7 separate regions of the Homo sapiens genome follow, and all the other regions are linked to region 2. The links are chromatin contacts, found by Hi-C or POLR2A ChIA-PET in ENCODE. All regions are on one chromosome and are shown on one strand. Each heading gives the region's core, a stretch centred on a gene start or an enhancer-like site at or near the end of the contact. The rest is flanking DNA. Distances are from core to core; before and after follow the strand shown. Region 1 holds the start of TACO1 (translational activator of cytochrome c oxidase I). Region 2 overlaps MARCHF10 (membrane associated ring-CH-type finger 10). Region 3 overlaps TANC2 (tetratricopeptide repeat, ankyrin repeat and coiled-coil containing 2). Region 4 overlaps MAP3K3 (mitogen-activated protein kinase kinase kinase 3). Region 5 has its middle 14 kb from the start of CYB561. Region 6 holds the start of DCAF7 (DDB1 and CUL4 associated factor 7). Region 7 has its middle 34 kb from the start of MED13.

The links. A loop is a pair of places that touch in the nucleus more often than their neighbours do. ChIA-PET counts read pairs that join two places held with the same protein, here RNA polymerase II (POLR2A). Pooled maps may share reads with other maps.
Region 1: a loop to region 2 is called in a pooled map, with 2.7 times the contacts of the local background. The contact joins the promoter of TACO1 here to the enhancer-like site in region 2. A Hi-C loop is called at or near these places in 2 of 50 pooled maps. POLR2A ChIA-PET finds 5 or more read pairs at or near these places in 4 of 52 experiments (Caco-2, GM10248, WTC11 and 1 more).
Region 3: a loop to region 2 is called in a pooled map, with 17 times the contacts of the local background. The contact joins two enhancer-like sites. A Hi-C loop is called at or near these places in 1 of 37 single-sample maps with no recorded cell type and 8 of 50 pooled maps. POLR2A ChIA-PET finds 5 or more read pairs at or near these places in 1 of 52 experiments (MCF 10A).
Region 4: a loop to region 2 is called in a pooled map, with 7 times the contacts of the local background. The contact joins two enhancer-like sites. A Hi-C loop is called at or near these places in 1 of 37 single-sample maps with no recorded cell type and 2 of 50 pooled maps. POLR2A ChIA-PET finds 5 or more read pairs at or near these places in 2 of 52 experiments (activated T-cell and activated naive CD4-positive, alpha-beta T cell).
Region 5: a loop to region 2 is called in a pooled map, with 4 times the contacts of the local background. The contact joins two enhancer-like sites. A Hi-C loop is called at or near these places in 2 of 50 pooled maps. POLR2A ChIA-PET finds 5 or more read pairs at or near these places in 2 of 52 experiments (Panc1 and common myeloid progenitor, CD34-positive).
Region 6: a loop to region 2 is called in a pooled map, with 6 times the contacts of the local background. The contact joins the promoter of DCAF7 here to the enhancer-like site in region 2. A Hi-C loop is called at or near these places in 1 of 168 maps with a recorded cell type or tissue (lower leg skin), 1 of 37 single-sample maps with no recorded cell type and 6 of 50 pooled maps. POLR2A ChIA-PET finds 5 or more read pairs at or near these places in 2 of 52 experiments (AG04449 and T-cell).
Region 7: a loop to region 2 is called in a pooled map, with 7 times the contacts of the local background. The contact joins two enhancer-like sites. A Hi-C loop is called at or near these places in 2 of 37 single-sample maps with no recorded cell type and 3 of 50 pooled maps.

The regions. Positions count from the first base shown.
Region 1 is chr17:63,599,542-63,603,608 of GRCh38, forward strand. It overlaps TACO1 (translational activator of cytochrome c oxidase I), which reads left to right and starts at 1,354. Exons shown (of 5, transcript NM_016360.4): 1 at 1,354-1,822. The coding sequence starts at 1,543.
Region 2 is chr17:62,722,728-62,726,550 of GRCh38, forward strand. MARCHF10 (membrane associated ring-CH-type finger 10) reads right to left here. Exons shown (of 11, transcript NM_152598.4): 7 at 2,211-2,377. The region is part of intron 2 of MARCHF10-AS1 (MARCHF10 antisense RNA 1); the gene reads left to right. Among named protein-coding and RNA genes, the nearest start is that of MARCHF10-AS1, 18 kb to the left of the region's middle. RefSeq lists an enhancer at 2,202-2,281. Within about 2 kb of position 2,149, at least 8 of the 41 ENCODE cell types and tissues checked have a DNase peak (open chromatin) inside an H3K27ac peak, as active enhancers do.
Region 3 is chr17:63,273,894-63,277,929 of GRCh38, forward strand. The region is part of intron 9 of TANC2 (tetratricopeptide repeat, ankyrin repeat and coiled-coil containing 2); the gene reads left to right. Among named protein-coding and RNA genes, the nearest start is that of CYB561, 170 kb to the right of the region's middle. Within about 2 kb of position 1,583, at least 6 of the 41 ENCODE cell types and tissues checked have a DNase peak (open chromatin) inside an H3K27ac peak, as active enhancers do.
Region 4 is chr17:63,644,852-63,648,982 of GRCh38, forward strand. MAP3K3 (mitogen-activated protein kinase kinase kinase 3) reads left to right here. Exons shown (of 16, transcript NM_002401.5): 3 at 1,183-1,223. Among named protein-coding and RNA genes, the nearest start is that of MAP3K3, 24 kb to the left of the region's middle. RefSeq lists an enhancer at 2,192-2,241. Within about 2 kb of position 1,545, at least 7 of the 41 ENCODE cell types and tissues checked have a DNase peak (open chromatin) inside an H3K27ac peak, as active enhancers do.
Region 5 is chr17:63,458,724-63,462,565 of GRCh38, forward strand. No RefSeq gene overlaps it. Among named protein-coding and RNA genes, the nearest start is that of CYB561, 14 kb to the left of the region's middle. RefSeq lists an enhancer at 2,119-2,188. Within about 2 kb of position 2,193, at least 12 of the 41 ENCODE cell types and tissues checked have a DNase peak (open chromatin) inside an H3K27ac peak, as active enhancers do.
Region 6 is chr17:63,548,303-63,552,103 of GRCh38, forward strand. It overlaps DCAF7 (DDB1 and CUL4 associated factor 7), which reads left to right and starts at 2,175. Exons shown (of 7, transcript NM_005828.5): 1 at 2,175-2,513. The coding sequence starts at 2,376. It also overlaps a transcript of KCNH6 not described here. RefSeq lists enhancers at 1,105-2,089, 1,389-1,778, 2,219-2,298 and silencers at 2,449-2,498, 2,519-2,668.
Region 7 is chr17:62,097,352-62,101,544 of GRCh38, forward strand. No RefSeq gene overlaps it. Among named protein-coding and RNA genes, the nearest start is that of MED13, 34 kb to the left of the region's middle. RefSeq lists an enhancer at 3,561-4,166. Within about 2 kb of position 1,445, at least 2 of the 41 ENCODE cell types and tissues checked have a DNase peak (open chromatin) inside an H3K27ac peak, as active enhancers do.

The DNA of each region.
Region 1 (4,067 bases), core at 104-2,603, 880 kb after region 2:
CTGGTCTTGAACTCCTGACCTCAAGTGATCTGCCAGCCTCGGCCTCCCAAAGTGCTAGGATTACAGGCGTGAGCCACCGCACCCAGCCCCATGGAGGTTCTTATATAATAAAAAATAAAAAATCTATGCTTTTGTGCTTTGCATCCATTATCCCATTTAGTCCTCACAAGGCCATTCTATGGTAAGGAAACTGAAACAGGAAAGTAAAGGAACTTGCCCAAGGATACACTAGAAAATGGAACAACCAGGGTTTGAAGCCACCCAGTCTAACTGCAGAGGGCACAAACTTGGACTTCACACTGTCCTGCTTCTCTCTCTCTCTCTCTCTCTTTTTTTTTTTTTTTTTTGAGTTGGATTCTCGCTCTGTCGCACAGGCTGGAGTGCAGTGGCGCGATCTCGGCTCACTGCAACCTCCTCTTCCCGGGTTCAAGCGATTCTCCTGCCTCATCCTTCTGAGTAGCTGGCATTACAGGCGCGCGCCACCACGGCCGGCTAATTTTTTTGTATTTTTAGTAGAGACGGGGTTTCACCATGTTGGTCAGACTGGTCTGGCACTCCTGACCTAGCGATCCGTCTGCCTCAGCCTCCCAAAGTGCTGGGATTACAGGCGTGAGCCACCGCGCCCGGCTGTCCTGCTTCTCTACCTGATATGTCATGCCCTTTGGACTTAATCTCACCAGCATGGGAGTCACTACAAAGCTTTTCAGCAGCTGCCGCTTTGTTTCTCTCCATCTTCTAACGGATTCGGTTTTCTCTTTCGAGACAGCAGAGAGAAAATGAAGAGGGGAGTTTAGCTCCAAAGGGCTTGTCTGATCATTCTCCCTCTCCCAAAGGCCTGTGACTCATCTGAGTCTGTCCCAAACCATCTCTTGCATCTAGGGGCTTAAGTGCACTGTGGCTATTTACATAAAACTTTATTACTTTAAAGCTCTAAGGGCTCATTTTGTGTTTCTAACTTTCCTATGTTGATAAAGCAAATATTAGATCCTTATTTATAAATAGGGAAGACGTTCAGAGAGATTAAACATTTGGGCAATTCACTTCTCTGGCAGCAGTTTCTTTCCCAGTACAATGAGGCAACAACAAAATATCATTCTGGACTTGCTCAGATTTAGGCAGCAATTTGGAAGCAAAGTCAGTTTCATAACTCAGATGTGTCTCCACTAAAACATTATGAGAAACAAAGTCCGGCGCTCTCTAGGCAACCGTGAGGGCTTGAGCACTAACTAGATCTGCTCAAGGGCAAGAGAGGAGCGAGTACCGTGCAGCCACGGAACGGACTTTGCGGGCAGTGGGGACGTGTTTTTGGAGCGAACCCGGTAAAGGAAGTGTGCTACGCCATCAAGGGCCCCCAGTCCCGGGTGCCGCGGGGACAGTGTAGGGTCATTAGCTGTTGAGCCGCCCCGGGCGGGCCCAAGCCTTTGGATCTCAGGTGACCGGCACAGGCGGCCGCGGGGTCCGGAACTGCTTGTTCCGGCAGTGGAAGAGACGCGCCGGCGTTGGCCGCTGCTGCTAGCAGCTTGAACCCCAGGGTCGGGACCGATGTCGGCTTGGGCTGCTGCCAGCCTAAGCAGGGCCGCTGCCCGATGCTTGCTGGCACGAGGCCCCGGGGTCAGGGCGGCTCCTCCGCGCGACCCCCGGCCCTCCCACCCCGAGCCCCGGGGCTGCGGTGCCGCTCCGGGCAGGACGCTGCACTTTACCGCGGCTGTCCCCGCCGGGCACAACAAGTGGTCCAAAGTCAGGCACATCAAGGGTCCGAAGGACGTCGAAAGGAGTCGCATCTTCTCCAAACTCTGTTTGAACATCCGCCTGGCAGTGAAAGGTGAGACCCTGACGGTCACCCAGCACTGGCTGCCGCTGCCCTCTCAGTGCCCGCAGCCTCGCTTGCCTCTCGGAATTGGGCCCACCTAGATCTCCGGCCCTTCACTTTGTTTTCCTTCCCCAGTACCCACCATTGCCCACCTCATAAATCCTCAAAACACCTACCCTACGTTGGAGGTTCTCACTCACTTTTCCAGACGCTGAGCATCTGGCCAGTTTGTCAGAGAGGGAGCTGCTCTTAAGAAGATAAGCCGGTAAGGTAGAAGTGACTTCATCCTAATCTAGCTGGGTACTTAATAGAAACAAGCCCTAAGAGTCAGGGCAGATGTGTGTCTCTCCTGAAGAGACAAATCAACCCCTCTGAAGTCGCCTCAAGTACCTTATTGGTTGTGGCAGGGGCACTGAGTAAAGCTATTACTTAAGTGCTTAGGCCTTAGCTTAGGCCTTAGTTTGCTTCATTAATGTTTCCCCAAGACACATTTCCTTGGAAGGTAGATTTGCAGCCATGTCTTTTCTCCCTTAGGTCGCCACACTGAAAAGGCTTTTTTTCTGTTTAGGGCCAGACATCTGTAGGAGCAAAGGAAAAGTCCTGTAGAAAGCATGGACTTTGGACTGGGCGCAGTGGCACAGCCTGTAATCCCAGGCCAGAGGCAGGCAGATCACTTGAGGTCAGGAGTTCAGGACTAGCCTGGCCAACATGGGGAAACCCTGTGTCTACTAAAAATAACAAAAAAAAAAAAAAAAAAAAACAGCTGGGCATGGTGGTGCATGCCTGTAATGCTGGCTACTCGGGAGGCTGAAGCAGGAGAATTGCTTGAACCCAGGAGTTGAAGGCTGCAGTAAGCGAGATTGCTCTACTGTACTCCATCCAGCCTGGGTGACAGAGCAAGACTCCATCTCAAAAAAAAAAAAAAAAAAAGAGAGAGAAACTGTGGACTTTGGAGTCAGGAAGACTGGTTTCTGTCACTGACTAACCTTGAACAAGTAGCTTAACTTGAGTTTCTCTGAAACAAGGATAATACCCACCTTGAGGTAGTTTATGGTTTATGGCACATCATAGGCATTCAGTTAATGTTAATTTACCCCCTCAGCTCATGCCTGGTATTTGTTTGCTTCCTTTTCTTCAAAATTCTTGATATTAAGTTCAAGCAACTTTTATTTATTTATTTATTTATTTATTTTGAGACAGAGTCTCACTCTGTCACCCAGGGTAGAGTGCAGTGGCGTGATCTTGGCCCATTGCAACCTCCACCTCCCAGGCTCAAGTGATTCTCCTGCTTTAGCCTCCGGAGTAGCTGGGACTACAAGTGTGCACCACCATGCCTGGCTAAATTTTTTTGTATTTTTAATAGAGACAGGGTTTCACCATGTTGGCCAGGCTGGTCTCGAACTCCTGACCTCAAATGATCTACCCACCTCCACCTCCCAAAGTGCTGGGATTGCAGGTATCAGCCACTGCATCCCAATGAAGTTCAACCAACTTGTGTTTATTTTGTGCCAGGCATGCCATTGGTACTAGAAAGATGATGAGATACAGCCCCTACCCTCAGATCACAATGTCATGTGAACATTTCAATAATTATGCACAAAGTGCTGGGCACGGTGGCTCACACCTGTAATCTCAACACTTTGGGAGGCTGAGGCCGGCGGATCACGAGGTCAGATCGAGACCATCCTGGCTAACACGGTGAAACCCCGTCTCTACTAAAAATACAAAAAAATTAGCCAGGCGTGGTGGTGGCGGGCGCCTATAGTCCCAGCTACTCAGGAGGCTGAGGCAGGAGAATGGCGTGAACCCAGAAGGCGGCGCTTGCAGTGAGCCGAGATTACACCACTGCACTCCAGCCTGGGCAACAGAGGAAAACTCTGTCTCAAAAAATAATAATAAAAATAAAATAAAATAAAAATAATTATTATGCACAAAGTAGTAGAGTAAGAGCAGTAATGAGTCCAGGAAGTGTTGTTACCATCTATAACCCTTCTTCATCTGACACAAAGTAGAGATCGCTGAAACCTAGCAGAATGAAAACCATCCCTAAAGACAATGAATTAGAAAGTTCTGGCCAGGCACGGTGCCTCATGCCTGTAACCCCAGCACTTTGGAAGGCCAAGGTGAGTGGATCACTTGAGGTCAGGAGTTCGAGACCAACCTGGCCAACGTGGTGAAACCTCATCTCTACTAAAAATACAAAAATTAGCTGGGCATGGTGGCAGACACCTGTAATCCCAGCTACTTAGGAGGCTGA
Region 2 (3,823 bases), core at 899-3,398:
AGCCAGCCATCTTCTGTAGAAAATGACCTTGAATCTGAGAGCTGAAAAATTTCCTTTGTAGTCATCTATTATGCAAGCTTCATAGAAGTGAAATTCCCACGACTTTTAAATAGCAGATCTTGCTTTCTATTTAAATATAAACAGGATGGTTCATAAACTTGGAATTGCTGCACAGAGGCTAAGAGTCTGTAACACAGGTGTTTGTAAAAAGAGTGACTATTCAGCTTTTTTTTTTTTTATTGTAGACCCAACACAGGTCCAAGTAAATAAATTAGTGAGGACCAAAATAGATGGCAGAAGCTATTCTCGATCAATGGCTTAAAAATCTGCCTTTACTCCTGCCCAGGTAACATTGCCACCTGAGAACAGTGAGGGAGCGAGGGGCCAGGTGTGGGTACTAGTTACAGTAGTACCCAGGGCCAGCTCATCAGCCTGAGCTCAGACTCATCGGGGAAAAGGAATATGAGAAGGCTTCCTTTGTTGCTGTTTTTATAAAAACAGGCATTCTAGATCAGCATTTTTATCCTATTCCCCAATGCAAAAGTGGAGGATGCAGAGCTGGGCTGTTATGTCTAAGCAAACATTCTGCCAGACAGTTTCTCCCCCTTAGTTGCGGCTTTTGACTAATGATGTACTGGTGTTTATTTTATGCATTAGAAAATAAAAGACCTATTAGTTACCTGCATGTATTTGGTAAAAATAGGGCTTGTGCAGTTTCATACCTCCATTCTATTTCCCCACTGGGGATATAAAGAAACAGTAAATAATAGAGACTTTCAAAGGGCAAGGATGAACAGGAAGTAATCCCTTATCTGCATTTTGTTCGCTTGACTTTTTTTTTTTTTTTTTTTAGCGTCATTCAGTAACGCTTTAGGCTACCAAATGTCCCATGAGTCTTCCGATCGAATCCTACTGAACACACCCATACAAGCGTTGACATTTATGAGCATAGCAGCATTTTCATGACATGTTTCACAGGTAACTTTTTCTGTGTTAGATGTTTAATTGGCCCAAATTTCTAGGAAGATAAAGGATTGCATGGCAGAGTCGTTAGCAACCAAAATCTACTCGTTTTCTTCCCTCTCTGAAGGACTGAATATTTTGCTCGTTATATGGATATGCGTTTAAGCATCTTGATCAGTGGACTTATATTTCTTATGCTAGGGAAGTTGCATAAAACGGGCTCCATGGATGACACAGTAATATGATTACCCCACGTGTTCATTCTCTGATTCCATGGTGTGCTGTCCTTGGTGAGGGGGCGTGGCAACACCTCATGGGGACAGGGTAAAGCTCTAAGTCTCCCTGCAGCCTGGATAGTGACGGCTAAGGAGAAGGATATGGAAGACGGGGAGAAATAGGATCTGGCTGTGGGGGGATATGTTTTCAGAGATGTGTGTCTGAAAGAAGCCGCAGCTATTTTCTGATCAAGTTGCTCTTTGCACTGATGTTCCATGCATTTTTTTTTTTTTTTTGCTTAAAGTTGATCTCATTCCTAAAGCCATGCTTTAAAGAAACCTTCTGTTCTCTGCCCAGAAAACTACAGCCGACCTACCGATGTGGTTGTATTTAGGTTATAACCTGCTCAGGGAGTTGAGAAGGTGCCGCACACCCAGTTATAAGATGCTAGGGAGCTGACAAAATCAGCACATGGAAATTTCTTTATCTAATATGGTTCTAGACAATCAGATCAGCACTCTTATCCCTATTGCTAAAAGGCAGCTTTGTTTAGTTTCTTAGGTGACCCCCAAATAAAAGGAAGTAGGATGTGTGTGCTGGGGGTCTCTCATGAGGGACCTTCTGAAGTATTTTGCTGGGTGTCTGCTAGCTGGGCACGGCTACTGTGTGTCTGCTGAGCTTCCACCGCTGACCCACTTCTATTTCCTTCCTCCTGAGAGGCGATCTTAGCATCTCTGCTCAGGCCTCAAGCAGAGGTAGAATTCAATAGCATTTGTTCCCAGGAGTCTTCTCTCAGATAAAAGCAAAAAACAAAAAACAAACCAAAACAAAAACAAACAAAAAACCCCCAACTCCCTCCCATAGTTTAAAGACAGCTTTTATGAGCAAGGATCTGGAGCTCAGCCACGTGTCCCTGAGTCGCTGTTCTGCGGAGGAGAGTGAGCTGATGACAAGGCTCCGGGGCCCACACCGTGGTGCCTCATGTTAATTACATGTCGTGGCACGTTCACTGCACTTCCTTCCCCACCTACCTGATGTTATTTTCACTTTCAGCCACTTTTTCAGGCACTCTTGATGAACAAACTGCAGGCTTCCCACACAGCCGCAAGGCTCCAGGAGGGGGTTGCTTGGGGAACCCCCGGCTATCTGACAGATGCGACACAAGTCTCCCTCCTCCTCGGAGTCCTCCTCCAGGAGACTAAATGTGAAAACAAGCCCTCGTGACCAGGAGGCTACACGTTTGCAGTTTCTACAAATACCAGTTCCCAGAGCATTGACAGAGAAGGAAGAGGGCTCCTGGTACTCACCCGCTGCCCCCTCTGACCCTAGTGAGATGATTTTTGATAACACAGGCACAAATTCTCTCTTTTTTTTTGAAACAGAGTCTCACTCCGTTGCCCAGGCCGGAGTGCAGTGGCACAATATTGGCCCACTGCAGCCTCAACCTCCTCAGGCTCTGGTGATCCTCCCACTTCAGCCTCCCAAGTAGCTGGATTACAGGTGCATGCCACCACACCTGGCTATTTTAAAAATTATTTTGTAGAGATGGAGTCTCACGATGTTGCCCAGACTGGTCTTGAACTCCTGGGCTGAAGCGATCCACATGCCTTGGCCTCCCAAAGTGCTGGGATTACAGGTGTGAGCCCCTGGGCCTGGCTGAGGCACAAATTCTTGTAACAGGCTTCTTTGCAATTGTCAATACGTGTGAGCTGACATGGAGGACCAGCACTGCCACCATAAATCAAGAGGTAAAGGGAAATGGCTACAGAATCATTTTCAAACTGGAGTCAAGGCCAGGAGCCCCTCTCCCTGCCAGGAAGTTGGTGGGGGTGGCATACTGGTGAGTGCATGGGATTCGTGGTCAGGGGGCCTGGGTTTGAGGCCAGCCTCTGAAACTTGTGAGTTGTGTGACTTTGGATAAGTTCCTTAATCTTCCCAAGACCCTGTTTCCTCATCTGTACAATGAGGGTCATGGTGATAACACCACTGCCACCTACTTCCTAGGGCTGTGGCCAGGCTGGCTACGTGTGACAATGAGGAACCTGTTCTGCAAACTGTAAAGTACATCTAGTGTCTGGCAAGGTGTTGTGCACAGAGTTCACTTAATAGATGTTGGTTTAGGTGGATGATGAACCAATAAACCTGGACACAATCTCCCGAATAACACCACACATGCCAACAAATGACATCAGCATTCCAGAATGTAAGCGGCTGGAATCTGATGAAGATAAGAACTAACGAAAATGTAAGTAAAGATATTTGTGTCTAATAAATGGTGAGTGAAGAATAGCTGGTCGATGTTCATGTTGGGAGGTTTTAAGAAGCCTAAGGCTATTTTCTTTTCTTTAGAGTCCTCACGGGACTGGGGGCCATCTGGTCAAGGAAAGGAAACTGGCTAGAGACTAAAATCAAAAGAGGAAGAAATGGACATTGCTCTGGATGGAGAAATATATGCTCAATTTCTTGAAAGACTTTTTTCCCCATGAAAGGGCAGCTCAGTGTAAAGAAGCAGAATTACAGTTTTCCATTATGGACATTCTCAATAACTTAAAGACATTTTCAACATTCAGACTTCAATACATTTCAACATAATTTCCATATTTTCGTAAGTAATCAGGAAGAACATGTGTACATGGGAGTGAGT
Region 3 (4,036 bases), core at 333-2,832, 550 kb after region 2:
TAAACCTTGCAGGTGATTTTGCAGATCACACTTTTAAAACCACTAGTTTAGAGGATGTCATTGTAATTGAAGATAAGCTTTATGCCTCAAGGTCCATCAGTCTATTTACAAAAGTGCAAAAATGCGTAGTTTGAGAGCTGGTTACATGTTATTCATGAACATGATTTAACAATACAGGCATAATTAATTTAACAGGTGCCTTAATAGTAACTGCAGTTGTTTGATGATAATGGTAGTCTTTTGACTGCTGAAGCAGAAGTTGGGATAACATCTCCAAGTGGGATATTAACATCAACATTGCTTCATTAGTTAAAAAGTCCTTTTTTTTTTTCACTCTTCAAGACAGCTGTTTTGAACAACTGTTCTACAAAAATTGATATTTCCAGAAACCCGGCCCAACGGGGGAGAGGTCATGTGAGTCAACTGTCCAAAGCAACTTAACAGATTCCTAGCTGTCAACCATCCAAGAGCTTGAATACTAATGATAAAAGTCATAGAAGATTGTGTACTAGTACAGAGTATATAGCTAGCTAACCTACTACAAGCGCCTTTTCTAGTCCCAAAGCCTAATGTCTTTGATAGATATTAATTTGAATTAATTTAACTAATAAAGTTTTTAACTTAAAATTTTAAAATTAGGCTAGGCATGGTGGCTCACACCTGTAATCCCAGCACTTTGGGAGGCCAAGGTGGAGGGATCACCTGAGGTCAGGAGTTCGAGACCACCCTGGGCAACATGGTAAAACCCCATCTCTACTTTAAAAAAATACAAAAATTAGCCAGGCATGGTGGCGTGGGCCCATAGTCCCAGCTACTCAGGAGGCTGAGACTTAAGAATCACTTGAACCTGGGAGGTGGAGGTTGCAGTGAGCCAAGATCGTGCCACTACACTCCAGCCTGGGCAACAGTCTCAAAAAAATTGTTTTAATTATTTTTGGCTTCATGTTTTTAAATTTAATCACCATTAGGTTAATGTGGAGTTATGCTAAAAATTATCCACCTGAAAATGTCCACTCTTTCTGATCATCTTAATGAAAGCTCTCTCATTCCGCAGAGAAAGATAGAAACTAAGTTTGCTGCCTATTACAAGGAAGGAAGAAATAGTTTATTTTTATGGATAAATGTAATAAATCTTATGATGGATTATATAAAGGGAACCAGGAGGAGTTAAAATATACAAGGCAAATTGTAGCATAGTGACTTTGAATGGTAGCTACGTGGGTTAAATTAACAACAAATTATTAATATTGAGACCCTAACCTGCCTGGTCTTAAGTTACAACCACACTCTTCTACTTGAAGAAATTATATATTGCTAATTAAAACTTCATTTCTCAATATATGGTGGTTTCCTTAGAACTTTTACTAAATCTCATTACATAAAAAGCCATTCAGAGGCTTTGTGTTTAGTTATTAGCTACTTTAATAGACACTAGGTTGGAGGGCATATGTACAAATGATAGTCTGATTCATTGGCAGAATTTATGTGAAATTGGCCCTGCCACAGTTAACTTGGTTTTATCAAAGCAATAAATTTAATTTTTATCAAATCTGTGCTTCACACCATTTATGAGTCCCGTACTGTTCTGAAACAATGAATCCTTTATGATGATGACTAAGATGCATGTCATGAAGCTAAATGCTCTTACATTAGCCTACTGAGTCACACATCCCTGAGGTTGCTTAGTCATCTTGATCATTGCCTGGCTGGCTCTCACATTTACAAGGGAATATTTCCATCAGTCTTTTCTACCTCATTGTTCATTATTTCATCCCTACAAGTAAGATTAAATTTTCTTAAGTAGATTCAAAACCCAAGGATAAGGTTGCATGCACATAACTTCCTATAGTAAATATTATATGGGTAGATTGTAAGTTTTAGTTGTATGAGGTTGTTCCCCTCACCCCCAACCAGCTCTTCTGCAGAGAAGACTGTGAAGTAACATGAACAAAACTCTCATCATGACATCTAACTCTGCAAGATATCTCACTGGAAATACTTTAAAATGCCTTGAGTGCAGTAAAGAAAAATAACACACTCTTAACCTATTTTGATGTTTTGATCTAAATTAAAGAATAAACTTCCCAATTAATCTTATTATTTTCCTCAAAAGTGACTAGGTCTATTAAAGTAACCATAATGCCAATAAATTTACTTAGATAAGACTTTGCAAAAAAATTTTGTAATTCAGTAAAATGATCTAAGTTTTTTAATCTTGTAGTATATAAAAGGTTTGTTGTGAAATAACTTCCCCAGATGCTCATAAAATTACAGAACTAGATGATTTCATTTTAAGGCCACAAACGAAAGGCTATTTCATCAATGAGAGTTCACTTTAAAATGTTTTATCTTAAATTTCAACGAATTAAAATACCCAGTTTTTATATTCCCAAAAATAAATGTTGTATATCACCTTAAAAGCCAACACTCTAAGAGCACAATACTTAAAACAACTGTATTGCCATAGTTATAAATATTTTATCAAATATTTCCTATTTTAAAACCTTTACTGTTTTATGTTTTCTCTACATTTTCAGGTATTAAATGTGAGGAAGCATATAAAAAAGCAGCAACCTTTGGGAGAATTGGGTTTTCCCTTTCTTTTTTTTTTTTTTTTAACTGTTCTCCAAAGATCTTTGTTCTCTTTCTGAAAATTCCACTCAGCAGTGACTGCAGATTTTTCTCAACAAATGTTTTCCCATAAGACCAATGTCAGAAAGCTGAAATTTAATATGGAAGTTATTCAAAGATTCAAAGTAAGATTTTTTTCAGAGTAAAATAAGCCTTCCCCCTTTTTTATCCCCACATTAATAGAAGGCAATGGACTTTTTAAAACACTAAGACAAATGTTAACAGTGAGACACTCTTCAAAAGGTGTAAAAGTGATAGCATACATTTATTGGAGTTCTTACTCTTTGTGGGCACAGTGCTTAGAGCTTTAAACATATTCTTATTTAATCCTCACAACTCTTTAAGTAGTGGTAATAAGGAAACTATGTCATAGACAACTTAATATAAAAAGCAATCGGTAATACAGTAATAGCAGTACATTGGCTTATGGTAGATACTCTGTACTCTGCGGTATTGGAGATGGCAAAGACTGTTGAATATTTCAGCAGGAGCTGTGGTCAGAGAGGATACTTGATTCATTCACCCAAACCAGCTTCGACTCCTCTCTTCCTAAATAGTACTTCAGTTTTCCTCTCACTTGAGCTTTAAATCTTGGAGTCAGCATTGAAGCACCATCTACATTATCTCCTATATGCAGTCAGGACCAGACCCTGAGGGTTCAGCTCTCACAGAGTTTCTCACATTCTTTCCATATTCTCCATTCTCAATATTGCTAATTAGCTTGCCTCCCTCCTCTGGTCTTTCCATCTTCTTCTTTTTTTTTTTTTTTAACTTTTATTTTAGGTTCCGGGGTGCGTGTGAAGGTTCATTACATAAGTAAACTTGTGTCACGGGGGTTTGTTGTACAGATTATTTCGTCACCCCGGTATTAAGCCGAAGACCCATCAGTTATCTTTTCTGCTTCTCTGGTCTTTCTGTCATCTAATCAGTATAATGCCTGGCTGCCAAAGTAATCTTTCTAAAATGCAGCTCAGAATCATGTCATTTCTCTGTCTTAAGTTATCATTGCCAGCATCCTTGTTCAGTTAGTGTGCAGGAATAGAAATTAGCAACATTTAAAAGCAGTTTTGAAGAAAACAAGTTACAGTTTATTACCTTTAAAATTAACTCATTGATACTTAAGAAAAGCTAAAAAAAAAAAATTTAAAGAATAGACACTGCCAGATGGACAATGAAATGGAACATGTAATGGAAAAGAACTAAAGGAACAGAGATAGTAAGATAATGTATAAGAACATGCCAACACAATGCTTAATGAATTTTATTAATTCAGCAAAAAAAAAAACAAAGACTAAAATTATTTCTATGCCAGATGAGTCATCAGTATTTGGCATCAGTATTTTTAGTACTTAAAAAGAGGTAACAGGCCGGGTACAGTGGATCGTGCCTGTATTCCCATCATTTT
Region 4 (4,131 bases), core at 295-2,794, 920 kb after region 2:
ATTTTTCTTCATCGACTATGACTTCATTCTCTCCTTTATCTCTATTATTTGCTGGTTTCCTGCCCATCTTACCTTTCTTTTCCTCTACACCTGTTCTTCTGTAATATCTCTCTCCTTTCCCTGTCATTTTTTAAACTCCCTCAAGTTGTTTGTTTGCCCTTTTGCAATATCTCTTCCTCTTTAATTTGTTCTTTGTCATTTTAACATTTCTACTTCCTCTTATTTCTCATATTTATACTTCTGTTCTTCAATTCATTCAACCACTTAACAAATATTATTAAGCACAAATATTATATGCCATTTCCTTTGCCTGGCACTGGGGATATAGAAACATGATAGACCTCGGGAGGCCGAGGCAAGAGAATCGTTTGAACCCGGGAGACGGAGGTTGCGGTGAGCCGATATTGTGCTACTGCACTCCAACCTGGGTGACAGAGTGACACTCCGTCTCAAAAAAAAAAAGAAACATGATAGACCTGATCTCTGCTCTCCTGCAGTTTACAGGCTACTCATGATGGTCATTTTGGAAAAGGCTGGGAACAGTGTATAAGATCCTACTTTACCCCCAGTGGGGTAGCTTTGGGAGGGTTTTGGGAAATCAATGATAGTGGTACCAGTGGCAGCAGCAGCAAAAACCAAATATTGCATGTCTATTATGTGTCAGGTATTTTACTTACATTTAGTTGTTGTAAGAACTCTGCAAGGTATGTTTAGGCTTACTCTACAGATGGAAAAACTAAGACTCACAGAGGATAAGTAACTTGCCTGTGGTCATATAGCTAGAAAGCATCAGCAGCAAAATTTCTTTTTTGTCTTCAGTCACATCAGCCAACAAGGAAATGTATCCTGGTCAGGAGGTGATAGAGTGGGAGAAACTTCCAGAGCCAATTGTAGAAATAGGGTGTGTATGAAGCTAGAAACAGCATGTCACAGCATAGCAACTGAGCTGGGCAGCCACCTAGGGATCTTACCCTAAGAGCTTTGTTGTCCCTGATGTTAGAACTGGAAGTTTTAACTCATTGGAAAGGAATGCCCATGCCCATCTGGGAAGAGAAGCTGGACCAGGAGCCATCAGGGATGTATGCCTAATGTTGCTAACGAACTGCCCAAGGCTTACTTGGCAATGGCAGGAGTGACACATTCCAGAGAATTCTCTAACCTGTCTATCATTCTTTTTGGCAGAGTGACGTCAGAATCAAGTTCGAGCACAACGGGGAGAGGCGGTAAGTCTGCCTTCTGATGAGTAGCTGTGTTCATGTATGCCAAAGTTCTCAGATAGCATTGAGTTCATGGAAGTCATTCCCCTGTCCTGATCCCTGTGGGGCCACTGGCTGGGTAATAGGGTGGATTGGGCATAAAGGGAGGAAAGTTTCACCCTTGTCTTGGCCTACTAATTGAACCTTGTTCCTATCTTAGCATTGGAAGCCATTTCAACTGCTGATGTTTTACTGTTCTGCTCTATTCTGCTGCTGTGAGGTCTGACATTTTATTAGGAAGTGAGGACTCTGGCCCTACTCAGAGTCATGGCTTTCAGACACACTGACACTGTGTCACCTGTGGGCATTAGAGGGAGGGCAGGATTCTCCTGTGATATGGTGCCATTACTATTCCCAGTAGAGCAGCCCTGGCTTTGTCCACATCAAGGGTCAGGTTGGTGAATTAGAAGTTTCTTCATGATGTCTCTAGGTCATGGGAAGCTGCACCAAGTCCATCAGTTGTAAAAGACTTTAGCTCCTTTGAGGACATAGAAAGAGGGAGTTTTTCGGTCTGTGTTCTGAATCTTACCTCATTAGGGAAGTGAAAGTAGTGTTACAAAACTCTTCTGTCCTTTTCTCCATTGTCAGTATTTTCATTATTGTTATTTTTTGTGGGAAGCCAAGGTAGAAGTTCTCAGTAGAAAAAATGTGACTGTACTTAATTTCTGAAGTTATTTAAGGAAAACATTCAGAAAGCATACAGAACTCTGGACATGGGATATTTGGGACCTTGCATGTTTGTGCATGTGCGGCACATGTACACATAAATGTGCCTTTCGGTGTTTTTTCCACTCTTTGCCTTTCTTTCCCATTGATATACTACCCCCTGCCACCCTCAGCTTTCCTTTGCTTTGAGCATTTGGACAGGTGAAGAGCATACCCATTAGTATGAGGTCTTCCTACTTTAAGAGTCTCACCACAGGACCTTAGTACCTCTAAACATTCTTGATTCTGGTAGTTCTCTACAGTTGGTACCTTTCAGCCTACTTTGCAGCTGGCTCCAGAGGAGACCTGTGGCTACTATTCTCCCTTTAAAATACACATTCACAAGCCTACAAGGTTGTCAGAGGCAACCCGGTGGAAGCATTGTGGAAAGTGTGGTCTGCAGAGCCAGGGTCCTTCTGCTCCTATGTGAGTTCCAGGCCTGGAGGGAGGAAGGTCTGAGCTCTGTCCCCAGCTGCTCTTCCTGTGTCCTGCCATTAGCAGAGAAGTTAAATTGTCACTTCACTGTTGCTACTTTTCACATTTTCCAACCTGAGTTTTAAAGGGATGGCCAAACTCAGAGCAGCAGAGTTTTCAATCAAAAGCACAATTGTGTTGGAGCCCAATTACGCAGTTAGGCTCTCCTGAATTCCCTGTTCCCAAAGTGGTATGCAGTTACAGTGAGCAGGCTTACACTGAGAAAGTGTATGTGTTTGGTTTCAGAGAAGCTGCCAGATTGAAACCACAAATATTTAAGGTGGTCAGGCAGGAATGGCCTTCTGAAGCCCTGAGCAGCAGAACGTTGCTTATCAAGGTTTTGAAAATGGTGCATTCTCTTTTTACGGAGCTGTTTTCAGGAGCCATGGCATTTCAGTGTTTGTGTACTATATGTGGAATTGAGGACTTTATAAAGTTGGTGCAGGGAAGCCAACAGAGTTAGTACTCTGTGCCACACAGCTCTAGTTTCGTGTATTTCACGTCAGGATTTTGTAGAGAATGTCATTATGGGCATTTTAAACTTTTTACCTGGAATATGGGTAGTATTTATCTAAATGTAGGCCCTTATAGAATTAGAATTCACAGGAAAGAGGAAAGAAGTCATGACTTTTCCCACTTATCCATGACAGGTATTCATTCTGGTGGGCTGACTTTCCCTTTACTTTGAGAATATGGGGACCAGACCCCTGACTGTCCTCCCTTTTGGCCCCAGGAGGGCTGGGGAGAAGGATTGTAGATTAAGATCTCCTTCCCTTTGGAAATGTTAATGACACACTGATGGGGGTGGTTGCATGGGTGTTAGACCTCTCTTTGAAGCACTGGCCTAAAAATGCCTGTTATTCAATAGGATGGCAGCAGCTTAGATCTTACCCAATCTGGAAGTCCTGGCCTCTGATCTTGACCAGACTTTCAAGCTGCTTTTGTGGGTTTTGAATGGCTCATTGCTAGGCCAAATGCAGAAGAATTTATCTCTGATCATGATCCTTTTTCAATAGTGTGCTAGGGACATCTGAGTGGACTTCTGGTATTTTATCCAGAAAGGCTGGACCCTTTTGCACTGTTGCTGAGGCCTTGAAGAAGGAGGGGTATGATTTGCTATTAGGCATTAATAGAAAGCTATCCTCTCAAAAGGCTTCAGAAACACCTCTATCTAGAGAATCCATCTAGATAGCACCTAACAGTATCACTGCTTGGGACAGTTGATTTGGAAGAAAAAAATATAAGAATTACAGTCTGGGCCGGGTGTGGTGGCTCACGCCTGTAATCCCAGCACTTTGGGAGGCTGAGGCGGGCAGATAAAAAGGTCAGGAGTTCGAGACCAATATGGTGAAACCCCGTCTCTACTAAAAATACAAAAATTAGCCGGGCGTGGTGGCCGGCGTCTGTAGTCCCAGCTACTCGGGAGGCTAAGGCAGGAGAATCGCTTGAACCTGGGAGGTGGAAGTTGCAGTGAGCCGAGTTCGAGCCACTGCACTCCAGCCTGGGGGACAGAGCGAGACTCCATCACACACACACAGAAAAAAGAATTACAGTCTCAATGGGTTTCCTAGTGGAGATGAAACTAATTTGGTTAGCAGTATAATTTCCAAAAATGAAAGGTGGTGATGGACAAAGGAAAAAAACAGGAAGGAATTACCTTCTTGAGATGTTAGGCTTTGCGTGAAGGATAGATTAT
Region 5 (3,842 bases), core at 943-3,442, 740 kb after region 2:
TGTCCCGTTTTGCCTCCATTTGTTGGGTGACCTTAGTCCACCTACCAACCACTTTGTGCCTTGGTTTCCTTATCTGAAAAATGGGAATCAAATGGTACCTAACTCACAGGGTTGCTAGGAGGTTTCACTTCTCTGTGTAAAGCACTAAGATGCCTGGCTCAGTAGACACGGCCTCATGTTGCCATTTCACACGCCAGCGCCCACGCAGCACCCAGGCAGCACCAGCTAATGGAGGGCAGTTAACGTTGGTGATGTGGGGGCAGGAGGCACGATCTTGGCAAATACCAGGCCTGGCTTCAAAGGAAGGCCCAGGTTCGGGGCCACCTTCTGGGCTTGGGCTTAGGTGCAATTTTTTTTTTTTTTTTTTGAGATGGAGTCTTGCTCTTTTTCCCCAGGCTCGAGTGCAATGGTGCAATCTTGCTCACTGCAACTTTTGCCTCCCGGGTTCAAGTTATTCTCCTGCCTCAGCCTCCAAGTAGCTGGGATTACAGGCACACACCACCACACCCAGCTAATTTTTGTATTTTTAGTAGAGACGGGGTTTCTCCATGTTGGCCAGGCTGGCCTTGAGCTCCTGACCTCAGGTGATCCGCCTACCTCAGCCTCCCAAAGTACTGGGATTACAGGCGTGAGCCATCATGCCCGGCCTTGGGTGCTATTTTGAACCCCTTTGATGCCCTGTGAGCAGCTCTCACTTGCCACTCACCCAATGCCTGGGGGGCAGGGAGGTCGACGCTTCATGGAGATTTCCATAGGATGGATGCCTGGTCCAGCAGGGTCCCAATGGGCAGGGGCAGAGGCAGGCAGAGGAAAGGGTCACAAATCTCATAGCCCTAGAAGGGAGTGAGAAGAGGAACTGGCGGGCACAGCCACTCACATCATAGCAGAGGACCTGCACCGTCAAAGCCAAACTAGCAGCATGTCCAAGACCCAAATCCTTCATCTGCTTACCCTCCTTCCCACCTCCCCCAAAACTGTTTCTAGCATGTCCCCCTCCCCATAGAAGGCATCATCACCCCCTCCACTCTTCACCCCCCCCCCAAAGCCAGCCAGTCCACAGCTATCCCTTTCGGTCCCACCTGCAGCCAGCCCCTAAACCTACCACTGCCCTCAGTCGTGGGGTCTCTTCCTTCCTGGTGGTGACAGGGCCTTCTGAGTTTGCTAAGCACAGATCTACACTGCATCAAAGAGATCAGAGAGGTGACTGGGAAAGGCAGATTTGGTCATGGTCCTCCCCAGCTAAAAACCTGTTGCCCTCAGGAGGAAGTCTGAGCCCGCCTTAGCTCCATGGCCTCAGCTTCTGCAGTCTCCGTATCATCCACAGCTCACAGCCTCCTGCCGATCAGTCAGCACGTCTTTCCAGACCTTCTGCTTGAAATGCGAGTCTTCTAACAACTTGCCTGCTGAACTCCTACTCCTCCTTTCAGGGCTCAGCTTAAGCATCGCCTGTGGCCAGGGCTCAGGGCCTGCCCTGCACCTTTCATATCGCCTCTCTGGGAGTGGCTTGTTTAAACATCCCGGGAGCCTGGAGAGGTGGTATCACAGGCATTTGAACCAGAGCGACTCCATCTTGAGTGAGGGCTAGGAAAATGAAGTTGGGACTTGCATTCCCAGAAGGCTATTCCCAGCCTCTAGATGTTTACAGTTAAGGAAATGGATTAATAATGTTTACTAACAAACCCAAACTTCGGAGTGTCCAGATATCCCGATATCTCGAGAACAAAGGCATTCCTAATTTTGCTTCAAAGATAATAATATTGATTCTTGCAAAATTTGGTAATTTTAAAAAAGAATCCTTTATCACAAACCCTGTAGCAGAGCACATCTCCCCATGATCTTTTTTTATCCTATATATATACAAGCACTGTACCTAGGGTGGATGCATTCCTCCTCTTACTTTTGGGAATGCCCTATTCTGTCTATGGAGTAGCTGTTCTTTCACCACTTGACTTTCTAAATAAACTTGCTTTTCCTTTGCACCGCAGACTCGCCCTGAATTCTTTCTTGAGCAAGATCCAAGATCCCTCTCTTGGGGTCTGGATCGGGACCCCTTTCCTATAACAGTGCGACCAGGCTGTCCCTGCTCACCAAGGTGTCTGGGCACGGTCGGTGACTGCTCTTTGTAGGTCTCGGTGAAAACCTGCGGAGGAATGAGTGAGTGTAAGAAAGGGAAGGAGACATTTTTAATTAAGACCAGGCAAGATTAGGCAATAGGAGAAAAGACAGATATGAGTCAAAGCTTACTCACATGTTCCTGGCCTGGGAGGCAGAGATAGATTGTCACTGTCCGCAGCCACGGCAGAGCTGGGCTGTATCCTGGGCCTGAAATGAAGAGGTACCTCCCTCTCCTCCCCTGCTTCCTGGGATTCTGGGCCTGACATCCTATAGCAGGGTACACTGGAGACAGGGCCAGATGAGTTGCCACACTGCATTGTCCCTGGCATGTCACCATTTTTTGTAATTTATTGTTTTTTACTGTGGTGAAATACACCTAACAGCCGGGCACAGTGGCTTACACCTGTAATCCCAGCACTTTGGGAGGCTGAGGCAGGCAGATCACTGGAGGTTCGGAGTTCAAGACCAACCTGGTCAACATGGTGAAACCCCATCTCTACTAAAAATACAAAAATTAGCCAGGCATGGTGATGGGCACATGTAATCCCAGCTACTTGGGAGGCTGAGGCACGAGAATCGCTTGAACCCGGGAGGTGGAGGTTGCAATGAGCTGAGATCGCACCACTGCACTCCAGCCTGGTGACAAAGCTAGACTCCATCTCAAAAAAAAAACAAAACAAAACAAAACAACATCTTGCTTAGTAAGTTTGTGCTTGACCGAAAACTGAGGGGAAGAGCTAAAATGAGACGTGAGAGTTAAGATGGGATTGCTGAGTGAGTCAAAAGAAATTAAGATTGAACTTGACAGTCAGCATTTAAAAGAGAGAAGTCAGATGCACATCGACAAACTGGCCATCTTTCATACGGAAAAGATCTGAGGGTTTGCACTGACTCTCAGTTTCTTTTCTCTTTTTTTGAGACGGAGTCTCGCTCTGTCGCCCAGGCTGGAGTGCAGTGGCTCCATCTCCGCTCACTGCAAGCTCCGCCTCCTGGGTTCACGCCATTCTCTTGCCTCAGCCTCTCGAGTAGCTGGGACTAGGACTACAGGCGCCCGCCACTACGCCCGGCTAATTTTTGTATTTTTAGTAGAGACAGGGTTTCACCGTGTTAGCCAGGATGGTCTCGATCTCCTGACCTCGTGATCTGCCAGCCTCGGCCTCCCAAAGTGCTGGGATTACAGGCGTGAGCCACCGCGCCCGGCCTGACTCTCAGTTTCTATATGAGCTGCAGCAGGTGAGGAGGCTGCCAGAACAACCTCAGCCCTCTTCGGCTGCACCAAGGGAAGGAATTGCATTAAGTGGACCAGGGCTCCCTCTGCGCATGTTAGGCCAGCCCACAGGCTTTACTTAAATACAGGCAGCATAGTTTAGGAGAGATGTGGAAAATCTGCAGTCCATCCATGAGAAGATGACAGAGCATCAGGATACAGAGAACTTCTCTCCCCGGGAATCACTGAAGGCACTGTGTTTCTCCTGGAGAAAAGGAGACATGCTTAGACATGGTTGTGGCCGGGTGTGGTGGCTCATGCCTATAATCCCAGCACTTTGGGAGGCCAAGGCGGGCAGATCACCAGGTCAGGAGATCAAGACCATCCTGGCTAACACAGTAAAACCTCATCTCCAGTAAAAATACAAAAAATTAGCCGGGCGTGGTGGCGGGCGCCTGTAGTCCCAGCTACTCTGGAGGCTGAGGCAGGAGAATGGTGTGAACCTGGGAGGCAGAGCTTA
Region 6 (3,801 bases), core at 925-3,424, 830 kb after region 2:
TATAATCCCAGCATTTTGGGAGGCTGAGGTGGGAGGACCAGTTGAACCCAGCCTGGGCAACATAGCAAGATCTTGTCTCTACAAAAAATAAAGGAGGCAGGAGGATTGCTTGAGCCCGGGAGGTCAAGGCTGCAATAAGCACTGTTTGCCCCACTGCACCACCACCTGGATAACAGAGCAAGACCCTGCCTCAAAACGAATGTGTATAAATTAATTGACATTTTAAAATTAATTTTTGTAACCTTAATAAGGCTTTAAGGGTTACATCTATTAGTAGTACAGTTGTTCAAAACAACATAAATATATATTCAATTTTCTAATAAAAACTAAAATTTTATTGGAAATATACGTCATAAAAGAGAAAATTTCCTCCCCCCGTTAGTTCCTATATCTGTGGATAAATATCATTATTTTTTATTAGAATAAGACAAGGTACCGCGAATTTTGTACGTCTTTTTCTTTCCTTTTTAAATTTGTTTTTAAACTTTCCTCCTTACAGGGGATTTCCTTTAGCTGGGCATGGTGGCGGGCGCCTGTAATCCCAGCTACTCAGGAGGCTGAAGCAAGAGAATCACTTGAACCCTAAAGGCAGAGGTTGCAGTGAGCCGAGATAGTGCCACTGCACTACAGCCCGGGCGACAGAGTGAGACTCCATCTCAAAAATAAAATAAAATTAAAAAAAAAAGAGGATTTCTTGGCCAGATGCGGTGGCTCACGCCTGTAATCCCAACACTTTGGGAGGCCGAGGCTGGAAGATCATTTGAGGTCAGGAGTTCGACACCAGAATGGCCAACATGGTGAAACCCCATCTCTACTAAAAATACAAAAATTAGCTGGCTGTGGTGGTGCACCCCTGTAATCTCAGCTACTCGGGAGGCTGAAGCAGGAGAATCACTTGAACCTGGGAGGTGGAAAAATCATTTATCATTAAAAATTATATTTAGTGCCCAGAATGGTGGCTCAAGCCTGTAATCCCAGTACTTTAGGATGCTGATGTGGGAGGATCGCTTGAGCCCAGGAGTTCGAGATCAGCCTGGGCAACATGGAGAGATCTCATCTCTACAAATAATAATTTAAAAATAGCTAGGTGTGGTGGCAAATGTCTGTGGTTCCAGCTACTCCAGAGGCTAAAGTGGGGGAATCGTTTGAACCTAGGCAGTCCAGGCTACAGTGAGCCCTTATCACACCAGTGCACTCCAGCCTGGGTGACAGGGCAAGACCCTGTCTTTAAAAAAAAAAAAAAAAAGTATTTAATGTTATCATCCAACAATTCAATACAAACCTCCTTCAATTTTGATGAAAGCTGAGAATTGGAAATAATTTATATAAAGGTGTCATTTGGTCTCTGGCCCTTCCCCTTTTCCAACTCACAGGCACAGATACCTTTGGGGCTGGATTAGCATTTGCGTTGGGATCCACGGCGGGAAGGGTACAGGATGGGAACTGACAAAAACAGAGCCAAGCTGGTCGGGTCGGTGCCTACCCCAGAATTCGGGGACATTTCTAGATCCTGCAGGAAAGCGCGGGAGGGCCTGACTCAAGCTGGCCTGGCCCTGAGCGCATCTGCGCGCCCGAAGCCTGTCCCTGAGGCACGGAGAGAGCAGCTTTCGGGTTAAAAGGGCCCTGGGAAGAGATGGGGCGGGAAGGTGGTACCCGTTGGGCGCAGGCCAGGCTGCCAGGCCGCAGGGCTCTGTCCCGCGAAAGTCAGTAGGTCTTCCACTAAGGCAGAATTGTACTTTTACTCGACAGCGTGGAGAGGCCGCTCAGAACAGCAGCAGCGGAGGGGAAGTCAGCGCAGGTCACAGACGGTTTCACTCTCAGAGACTTGGCCTAGAACTTGGAGGCCCGCTGCTACAGCACGCTCGCCTCCAGGCCACCCACGCCCCCACCACCCGCACTGAGCCGTTATCTGCCTGACTGACATCTTGGCCAACCAATGACCTTTGGGGCTGCCAAAGCGCCTGCCTCCGAGAGTTGGGCGGGGCGAGTAGTTGCAATGACAAACATTTAACCCAATAGCGAGGAGATTTCAGACGCTACGGCCGCAATAACCAATGACAAGAAAGAATCCTTTCGAAAGGACGTGTCAGGCAACCAACGGCCGGTGCCGCTGCGGGGGTCCGGCGGCTTCCGTTCCGAGAGGGCGGGGCGGCGTCCCAAAACGGAAGGTGGTTGTCGTCCGTTCCCAAGCTGGTTTGAAACTAGGGGTCGGGCTCGGCCGTCGTCGTTGTTTGTCGCCGCATCCCCGCTTCCGGGTTAGGCCGTTCCTGCCCGCCCCCTCCTCTCCTCCCTTCGGACCCATAGATCTCAGGCTCGGCTCCCCGCCCGCCGCAGCCCACTGTTGACCCGGCCCGTACTGCGGCCCCGTGGCCACCATGTCCCTGCACGGCAAACGGAAGGAGATCTACAAGTATGAAGCGCCCTGGACAGTCTACGCGATGAACTGGAGTGTGCGGCCCGATAAGCGCTTTCGCTTGGCGCTGGGCAGCTTCGTGGAGGAGTACAACAACAAGGTGGGCCGGGCAGGGGCTCGGAACCCAGCTGGCGGGGAGCGGGCCCCGGGAGCGCCCTTTCCGGGCCGGAGCCCAGGCCTCAGAACCCTCTTGCGGACTCGCCCTAGGGCCACGGAGCGGTTCCTCTGTCTGGCCCTGTGCTGAAGGTTTCGTACTCGTTGTCTGTCTCCTTTAATCCAGGCAGCATTCTTGTGTAGTCGGCAGTGTAGTGGGGAAACTGAGGCACGGTTTTGTGACTTGCCTGGGTCAGGCAGCTATTTCGGGGTGGAAACAGGTCTTAAAACCGGGTTTACGCCCCAAAGATACTCCATTTATTCATCCCGTGCTCTCCACTCCTGCCGCATTGCTTTCGTTGGTGGGCGGGGAAGGGAAGAGAGAGTGATAGCTGTGAAGGAAAATGCAGGCGCTTCTATTGGTGGTCGTGCACTCCTGGCCACACTAGATTTCTATTAAGACGATCTATTGTACAAGCTTCCCCGCCCCCTACTCCCACCCCCCCCGGGTACTCATGGATCCTAGCCCTTCTGCCAGAATTACTGTTGCTCTTGCTTCCTGATATCCATTCTCTCTAAAGCAATCTCTTTGGAAATCTTGGCCTGTGGCATGATCCCGCCGTTGTTTCCTGAACACAGAAGGATGACAGGGCCTTATCTCTTGGCTTGTTTCGTGCTAGTACAGTTGTGTGACCTTTAGTAGTAAGTCTTGCTGGACATACATCAATTTGAGAATCCTTTATAGAAGCACGGTGTAGTAGGGGAGCTTTTAAACTGGCATTGCAACAAACTCATTTTTGAAAGTTGAATAAGTCAGTTGGAAGAATTTTCTTTCTTCCTTTTACTCAAAGTTGTGAATGATAGCGATCAGAGCAACTGAAAGCTGTGGCTAGTGATATTTAAAGCCACTACTCCTGCTTTATGCCATGAACATCAGATTTAAGAAGAGTAAAACTGGCCGGGCGCGGTGGCTCACGCCTGTAATCCCAGGACTTTGGGAGGCCGAGGCGGGCGGATTACCTGAGCTCAGGAGTTCGCGACCAGCCTGGGTAACACGGTGAAACCCCGTCTCTACTAAAATACAAAAAAAAAAAAAAAAAAAAAAAAAAAAAAAAAAAAAAAAGCCGGGCGTAGCTTAGTGCGCCTGTAGTCCCAGCTACTCGGAAGTCTGAGGCTGGAGAATTGCTTGAACCTGGGAGGCGGAGGTTGCAGTGAGCCGAGATGGCGCCACTGCACTCCAGCCTGGGCGACAGAGTGAGACTCTGTCTCAGAAAAAAAAAGAAGAATAAAACTGT
Region 7 (4,193 bases), core at 195-2,694, 630 kb before region 2:
ACCATTGCAGTATCATACAGGATAGTTTCGCTGCTCTAAAAATCCCTCATACTTCACATCCCTTACCAGTGATTGTTTCAAAAGTGGATCCTGTGGCCAGGTGCGGTGGCTCATGCCTATAATCCCAGCACTTTGGGAGGCCAAGGCAGAAAGATCACTTGAGGGAAGTTTGGGCAGTATAGCAAGACCCCATCTCTACAAAAAATTAAAGAATTAACCAGGTGTGGTGGTGTGCACCTGTAGTCCCAGCTACTCAGGAGGCTGAGGTGGGAGGATTGCTTGAGCCTAGGAGTTCGAGGCTGCGGTGAGCCATGATTGCACCACTGCACTCCAGCCTGGACAACAGAATGGGACTCCATCTCAAAAAAAAAAAAAAATCAAAATGCAGATCTTTATTACAGCAAAACATACCTCCAAAACTGCAGATCTTCTGTCTCTCCCCTCACTCAGCCTCACCTTGTTCCACTATCTAGCATTCTGTTTCCAACCATACAGGTCTTTTTGTTTCAATCCCTCAAGCCACACTCAATTCTGTCTCAGAGTTTTGCTCATGTTGTTTTTTTCTTCATGAAATGTCCCATTCTACCTCCCGGCCCCAACTCCAGGTCTTATCACAGCTGCCTCCTTCCTAAACTGTGAGCTCCTCACTGGCAAAGCTGTGTTATTGTACCCATGGTACCCAGCACCTAGTGGATGTGTAATAAATGTTTGCTGAATAATATTAATAATTAAATTATTAGATGAAGAGAACAACAGCACAGAGTTTCACTTGATTGTGAGGAGCTTGGGAAGGGTACTGAAAGTTTGCAATGACGGCTAGGGGATGAAAGGGAAGGAAATGCTGATAGGAAAAATGCCTATTCAATAGGCTGAGAACACAGCTAAAAATCTGTAGAGGCGGCCAGGCACATTGCTCAGGCCTGTAGTCTCAGCACTTTGGGAAGCCAAGGGGAAAGGATTGCTTGATCCCAGGAGTTTGAGACCAGCCTGGACAACATGACAAGACTCTGTCTCTATAAAAAGAAAAAAGAAAAAAATTTAATTAGCTATGCATGGTGGTGTGCCCCTGTAATCCCAGCTACTTGGGAAGCTGAGGCAGAAGGATGCTTGAGTCCATGAGTTTGAGGCTACAGTGAGCCATGATCATGCCACTGCACCCCAGCATGGGTAAAAGAGTAAAAGTCTGTCTCAAAAAAGAAAAGAAAATTTGTAGAGGCCTCAACCCATCAGATGGTGTCAGGGGAGAGCGCTGGATGAATAGTTACAGTGATAAAGAGTTTAAGATTTGCAGGGTGGAACTGTTCTGGTAGTGACAAAGTACAGGGTGTGGCCATAGGAGTCCACTGAAGAGAACTGGAAGTGAAGACGCTGAGTATGAAAGGTCAGGAAACTAAGAAGCTGGGTCATTGAGTGGGTGGCCTACAAAGTCAGCAAAATCTCCCTTCCGCCCAGGAAGAAGAAGTGAGACAGGTATTTAAGAAATATGGCTGATGGATGACAGAGATGAAAGGAGAGAAGATGACAAGTTGGATGTCATGGACTTCATTGGGGCAGAGGTTTTTCATAGGGAAGAAATTGTTAGAAGGGTCTTAGGGAACTGGAAGAATGTTGTTGCTAATGCCTCCCTGTATTGGGGGCATGAAAGAATAAATAGCTTCTACTCGAAAGAAGTACAGGGGAAGTGGTAACCTCAGGGGAAAGCCAGGTTTCAGTTCAGACTAGAAGGTGAGGGAGTTTGCAAGGTGTCTGGTTGCACATAACAGAAATCAGCTCCAGCTATCTGTGGCCAGTAGTGAGTGACGGGTTGAGGGAGTTGGGTATCTTGGACAGTTGCACAAGATGGTAGCCACAGGCCTATCATTATGGGTGAGAAGATGCTATGATGGTCTTGATGAGCTGGGAAGACACTCCAAAAAGGTGTCCACTTTAGATAGTTCTGTGAAGAAGTTAAGGAAGTAGGAGAATTCACCAACAGACAGGGGTTCCATAGGACACAAATATTAATGGAATGTCTGGGGAAGTAGAGAGAAACAGAAGTACAGAGAAATATGGGGATTAGAATGGTCTGTGGGTTCCAAGTGGTGGTATCAGGAAGGTGGTATCTAGAATGGTAGGTACAGGAGGACCTACAAGCACATGGTGACATTTGTCGTGTCTGTCTAGCCCCTATTCTATTCCAAATATCTGTCTGCTCCCTAATTCGTCTTCATCCATTGAATTAGAGTTTCTTTCCTTTGTGTGTGTGTGGGTGTGGGTGGGTGGGGGGACAGAGTCTTGCCCTGTTGCCCAGGCTGGAGTGCAGTGATGCAATCATAGCTCAGTGCAGCCTTGAACTCCTGAGCTCAAGCAATCCTCCCACCTCACACTCCTGAGTAGCTGGATATACAGGGGCACCACCACACATGACTAATTTTTTTAAAAAATTTTGTAGAGATGGGAGTCTCACTGTGTTGTCCAGGCTGGTCTGGATCTCCTGGCTTCAAGCAACCTTCCCACCTTGGCTTCCCAAAGTATTGGGATTACAGGCATGAGCCCGGCTGAATTTGAATTTCTGACTTTCTTTGCCTCATCCCCTTTCTTTGCCCCAGAACATCTCTTAGAGCTTCACTGTGCCACCACGACTTCTGCTACCTCCTTAAGAAGCTGCACCCTGGATTATTTCTTAAACACCCACTGTGCGGGTTGGATGCTGACCCAGCCTGCTCTACTGAGCCCTGTGAAGCCCCCACCATCTTCTAACTTACCATATTATATTGTAATATTTTTGTGTCTCTCTTGTGTTCTAATCTATGAGTTTCTTCAAGAGCAGACATTATTTCTTGTTCTTATTTACAGTCCTCCCCTGTAATGTCTAGCACATTGCTTGTGACCCAGGCAGGGATGGACTTGTCGAATGACTGACTGAATGACTGAGTGAGTGAATGGACTTTGATCTCTTATTGTCCTGTTCCTGTAGTCTAGAAATGTTAGACTCAGAGGTACCCTCTCTGGCAAGACTTTCCCTTTCTTGCCCACCCTTTTATCTGATTTCCTGGTTTTGATTTCATGCTTGCCAGACATAGACCATTTGCTGGGCTAAAGAAACCCAGCTTGAGAGATACCCTGTCCCAATTCTTCCTGGCCTGCTCCTCCCAGGATCCTCCTAGAATATGGGTCTGAGACATATTGAATGTTTTCTCTACTTCCTAAAATGACATCTCTATAATATAGGCTGAGTCCCCATCCCTGAACACTTGGGTTAGGGCCAGGATCACCTGGTCCATATTCCCCAGACTGTCTTTTCCCACCTTCAACACATCTACCATCCTAGCAGAAGGGAAGCCCAGGTTTAGTGAACAGAGTGGCTGAGAAGTTACATGGCCATGATAATGCCTGATTTCAGGAAAGGGATTACTTCTGGAATAGCAGGGAGATGACATGAGAGCAGGCACAGGCTACGGGAGCTTCAACTGTACGGGTGATATTTTATTTCTAAGATGGGTACATACTCATTCGTGATTCCTTAAATCTCTTTTTTTTTTTTTTTTGAGATGGAGTCTCACTCTGTTGTCCAGGCTGGAGTGCAATGGCGTGATCTCTGCTCATTGCAATGTCCACCTCCCGGGTTCAGGTGATTCTCCTGCCTCAGCCTCCCGAGTAGCTGGGATTACAGGTGTGCGCCACCAAGCCCAGCTAATTTTTATTTTTTTAGTAGAGATGGTGTTTTGTTATGTTGCCCAGGCTGGTCTCAAACTCCTGACCTCAAGTAATCCATCTGCCTGGGCTTCCCAAAGTGCTGGGATTACAGGCCTGAGCCACCACACCTGGCATAAATGTTTTGTAATCCTGAAACATTTCAATGACAAAGCTTAGAATGAGAGGTACTCAGCTTTTGCCTTAGCAGAATGCCTGCAGGTGGACCTGGGGATAGAGACAGTAGTGGTTAATGGACTCTAGGGGTTTAGGGGAATTAAATCAAAGTGTTCAGCAGAGAGAGGACAAAGGGGCAGTAGAGGGCTTCTGGGCTCAGGGCCAACATCTTGGACCACAAGTCTATAAGCTGAGTTTGACTGACTGTAAAAGCCTGTGAATCTATTGTATTCACTGGCAAAAATCTTCAAAATAGGCAATCCCCAGCTTATTAGTTTATTTATTGGTCTGTTGTCTGGAACTGGGAACAAGTTTTCCTATAGAAACAATATTACAAATGGTGG